Regions from separate parts of the Mus musculus genome. Here region 2 is linked to region 1. The links are chromatin loops, found by intact Hi-C in ENCODE. Cell type or tissue: left cerebral cortex. All regions are shown on one strand.

The links. Peaks named below come from ENCODE experiments on the same cell type or tissue, not always from the same donor. Only the 100,000 strongest peaks of a DNase experiment are listed, where the experiment ranks them.
Region 2: a loop joins it to region 1, with 3 times the contacts of the local background. A loop is called at or near these places in 9 of 42 quality-filtered maps.

What each region holds. Positions count from the first base shown.
Region 1 is chr4:108,326,172-108,328,671 of GRCm38, reverse strand. It overlaps Coa7 (cytochrome c oxidase assembly factor 7), which reads right to left and starts at 520. Exons shown (of 3, transcript NM_027250.4): 1 at 382-520. The coding sequence starts at 487. In left cerebral cortex, a CTCF peak has its summit at 1,512 (motif pointing right); DNase peaks (open chromatin) are centred at 531 and 1,381; H3K4me3 peaks cover 1,429 bases; H3K27ac peaks cover 1,787 bases.
Region 2 is chr4:107,891,323-107,893,822 of GRCm38, reverse strand. Czib (CXXC motif containing zinc binding protein) reads right to left here. Exons shown (of 8, transcript NM_001347160.1): 3 at 2,302-2,358; 4 at 1,787-1,868; 5 at 1,570-1,601; 6 at 412-489. Among named protein-coding and RNA genes, the nearest start is that of Czib, 2.7 kb to the right of the region's middle. In left cerebral cortex, a CTCF peak has its summit at 993 (motif pointing left); a DNase peak (open chromatin) is centred at 899.

The sequences.
Region 1 (2,500 bases):
AAGTGATCCTCCTTCCTCAGCCTCCCGAACGCTAGAATTACAGGTGCAAGATGCCAACCAATTCTGGCTCGCATTTACTACTAGCATATATTTCATTTATTTCCTGCATGTTAAATGATTCCCTCAAAGACATGTACACCGAGGTTCTACTTCACCCTCACACCTCCAGTCCTAGCACCCTAAACTTGACTACACAGCATCTAGCCTGAGGGCTCCGCCCTCCGCTGCAGGCCCCGCCCCCGATGCACTACAACTTCCCGCCCACAGGCCCGTAGTGACCCTGACCCGGTCCTTAGGCGTCCTCGGCCCGCCACGTGACCACGACTGCACCCCACGCTCGCTCCCCTCCCCTATGTCCCAGGCTGCGCAGTTGGCGCTCACCCTCCGGGTCCTTCTCGCGGTAGCATTGGTAGTGACACTCCACCTCCATGTTCTCCAGGAAGGACTTCACCTGCTCCTCGTCCTGGAAGTCAACCAAGCCCGCCATGATTCCGACTCCCACAAATCGCTTTGTGGCTCCACCCTCAGTTACGTGAGCCAGCCCAGGGGCGGGGCATGCCGGCGGCGTGCGTGACGTCAGCGCTCCTCAGTACGGGGGCGGGTTGGAAGGAAGGAGACGATTACCGCTTCCCATCATCCTTTGCGGTGGTAGCTCCCCACCCCCCCCACCCCTCCAGGCTTTTATTCTTCTTTTTGGACAGCCCTCTCCCAGGTTTCTGCGTCGGTTTATCTGAGGCCATACTGCCCCTTAATGGTTTTCTCCCTGTAGTCTGGATCAGCCAGACATTCTTCAGTTCCGGTTCTAAAGCCGACACAGCCGGGAGCTCAGGTCCCAGCCTTACCAAAGCTTACAGCGTTGGGCTGCAGCTCACCACCAAGTACTCTGAAGCATCGTAAAACAGAACTTGAAATCTATTCCGAAAGCATTCGTTCATTTGGGTGGCAAGCATTTTGAATACCTTGTGTGTCCCAAATATGGCCGGAAAAACCGAAATAAATAAATCTGTGCAATTGCCACGGGATGCCCTTATCTCTATATTCTTTGTAGACCCATCAAAATCATCCATATTAATATGACTGCGAGTTATGATTAGAACACATCAGTGGTCGGGATTATAGTGACAACATGGTCACTATAATAGTTTTAGAACAGCAGCATGGCGGATTGAAGCCAAGGAACACTATGAAGTCATATGATGCAACAGATCTTACCGAAGAGGTTTATTGGGGCAAGGAGAAAGGGAAAGGCCGATTGGGAATGGACTCATGGTTTTAAAAGCAGTTCCATGACACATCTTTCACAGGATAGCACAAGCTCTGCGTTACTCCAGAGCCTCTGGCTAAAACTGACTTTTATGTATGGCTTCTCCTGTTTTTCCTTTGATAGAATCTCACTTTGAGACAATCCTCCCCCCTCAGCCTACTGAGTACTGTTGCAGATACAAGCTCCCACATCCACCTATCCGTGTTCTTTTTATCTTGTTTATATCTGTAATCACTAGAGGGAGCCCTTAGAATACATGGTCCAGGATGAGAAGGCCTGACCTTTACTTTGGAGCCTCCCTCCTTAACCTACTCCTACTGGATACATCTAGAAGCTTACTTGCTTTGTTCTGTATAACTGAGACAGGCTGACTCCATGACAGGCTTCACATTGGCAGTTCAGGAGACTAGACATAAATCTCTGTTTCCAAGAACTGAGCAAGCCCAGGCCTCAGAAGAGGCCACACCACCTGGCCTCCAGGAGTTCCAGGATAGCTTGGAAAACAGTAAGCCATTATTAAAAAAAAATAATAATAATATTTAGGCTGAAGAAGTAGCTCATCTGTTGGAGAACTTGCCTGGTCCCTTGGGTTCAGTCTTCATCATGTCCTAAAACAGGCATGGTGCAATCCTAGCACTTGTTGAGGTAGAGGCAAGGGGGGTCAGGGTTCAAGGTCATTCTCAGTTGCATACCAAGTTCTAGGCCAGCCAGAGAAACTTCTTCTCTTCTCTTCTCTTCTCTTCTCTTCTCTTCTCTTCTCTTCCCTTCCCTTCCCTTCCCTTCCCTTCCCTTCCCTCCCCTCCCCTCCCCTCTCCTCCCCTCCCCTCCCCTCCCCTCCTGTCCCCTCTTCTCTTCTTATCCTTTCTTCTTCTTCTTCTTCTTCTTCTTCTTCTTCTTCTTCTTCTTCTTCTTCTTCTTCTTCTTCTTCTTCTCTCTCTCTCTCTCTCTCTCTCTCTCTCTCTCATTTTCCAGACAGGGTTTCTCCGTAGTCCGGCTGTCCCAGAACTCACTCTGTAGCCCAGGCTTTCCTTGAACGCAGAAATCTGCCTATCTGCCTATCCGCCTGCCTCTGCATCTGAATGCTGGGATAAAGGTATGTATCACCATGCCTAGTTGAGACCCTTGTGTTCAAAATTAATTTCAGTCAGGCATAGTGGCATATGTTTATATTCAGGTGGCTGGGACAGGAAGATAGTTGTGTGTTAAAGGCCAACCTGGGCTACATAACAAGATTGC
Region 2 (2,500 bases), 430 kb after region 1:
CTTTTCTAACTTACCCCACAGATTTACTGTGAGTAAAAATGTACAAACAAGAGGATGAGCACTGACTATAAGATTCAGACAGACCTGGGTTCAAATCCAGCCCCTGCTTACTAACGGACTCTGGCACACTACAGTCTCTGAAGTTCCCTTGTCTAAAGACTAGGATGAATCACTGTTTAGGTTACAGTGAGGATGAAATGAAGTAGCACAGAAAGGTGATGGGCATGGAACACAGCACACAGTAGGCATTTCATACGTGACAGTTACTATTCATAGACTTCCTGATTTGTGTTGTAGCTCAGTGCTAGAACAAGAAGGGAAAAGCAAGATGGAGAATTCCTATTTCAGTCTCTGTAAGAAGCAAAGTTCGCTTGCTTCATCCCCACCCCAGAGAGCCTTAAAGCCACATACCTGGGGCTGGAAGTCAACTGGTTCAAGGCCCCGGCACTCAAACTCCACTATCGTCTTGAACTTCTCATTGTCTTCAGCCTGGAAAGGAAGTGTATTGAGGAGGCAGGACCAATGGAGACCACCTCCTCCAATGCCCTCTGCCCTTTCTACCTTGTGGGCCCTAACTACACCACTGAGCCTAGAACAGGACCCAGAACAAGTTAGCCCTTTATAAAAACAAAACGCCTGTCTTGGGTACTGCTCCAGAGAGGACCTCTGTAGACACAGGTTGTGCAGAAGAGTGAGGATCCTTGGTCAACCTTCCTGCATGTCAGCAGAGCAGAGGAAACCCGGCCTACTTACTGTAAGGATCTGAATCATGCACTGAGAGCCAAGCACTGGGTCAATGAATGGTAAGTGACCAAGAAGACAAGAATGCTAAGTTACAAGGGCTCTAGACCGTCCACATGGTCCCAGTAAGCACACCATGGCCTTTGGATAACCAGCCACCATGTCAGGCTGGAGAGATGGCTCAGAGGTTCAATTTCCAGTGGTTGTTAGAGATGGTAGCTCATAACTATCTATAATGAGATCTGGTGCCCTCTTCTGGCCTATAGGCATACATGCAGGCAAAATGCTGTATACATAGAAACCCTGTCTCAAAAAACCAAATAAACAAACAAACAAACAAACAAACAAACAAAACAGAAACCAAACATCCACCATGTCATGAGGAAGGCTGGGTGTATGGAGAGCGCACCTCTTGGGAGGTGGATAGCCAGGAGCCCTGCCTACCTCACCCCTGGGCTCAGACTGCCCAGACTGTCATCCTGTGTACTTTTAGGAGGAAACTGCAGTATTACCCAGTGGATGATGTGGATATGGTGGACAAAAGATACGGAGCAAGTGAGCACTGAGTTGGTGCATGAGAGAGTAAATACGCAGGAGACGTGGTGTCAAGTACCTGGCCTCTCAGCATTCAGGAGGCTGAAACAGGAGTATGAGTTTGAGCCAAGCCTGGGCTACCTAGTGAGACCTAGTCTTAAGCAAAACAAAGAGTTAAATACATGGGACCATGTCCAGGGGCAGGCCACTCTGATGCAGCTACTCTCGACCCCACTCCTAGCCATCAGTTCAGATTTAATCCCACCATCCCTGACACTACAGCAGGAAACTTACGTTGTAAGCCTTGATGGTGCTGCTCAAAATGTCTGAAATATAAAAAGGAAAAGTTGACTTGAATCTCTACCCAGACTCCACTCAGGTGCCCAGACACAGCCTGGGAAAGAGAGAGACCTGCACAGGTTTTAGTATTTCACACCTAGGTCCACCCCTTGACAACACAAGCCTGCTTCCAGTCACCCTGGAAGAGCCTGGTAGGCAGCACCCGACCTACCAATAGAGTTTTCCCGTGCACATAGCTTGCACTTCTGGACCATGGAGGCACTGCCTCGGCCTCCTTTCAGCGCCACGCTGTCCTGACAAGAAGCAAACAGAATTTCTAGTCATGTAACAGCTAGACGTAAGGGTCCCAGAGAGATCTCATCCCACCACCTCATCCAGTGGAACAGACTAAGACCACAGAAGTGAGTCACTTGCTGACAAGTGACAAGAGGGTTGAGGAGAGCTCAGTAGTAGAGCATGCTCAGTAGAGTAGTAGTAGAGATATGCAAAGCCCTGGATTCAATCCCCTGGGTGGGGCAGAAGCCTAAGGAGTCTTCCCCTGGTTGAGAAAAAAAGTCCCTCTTGATTTTGAACTCTGCCTCAAAGATGTCTGTTGTTCCCTGCGAGGGTCACATTGGTGCTCTCTCAACACCTGCCGTGCCCCCCCCCCCAAGTGGCTAAAGGAAAGAAAGATGAAATCCAATTTCCCCAATTTTCTGCCCAGGAGCATGTGGTAGGGACCATTACCATCAGCCGGATGTATTGCCACTTCTCTGAAATCTCACCACAGTTGCCACATTTCATCTTGGGGAAGGAAAAGAGTATTATTAGTTGAGCAGGTAGCTTCCTTAGACACAGGGGAAGGGGAAGCACGGTGTAAGGCCAGCTCATAGCCTACTGCCTTCTCTTAATTTATCTTAGATGCACTCTCACTGTGTAGCCCAAA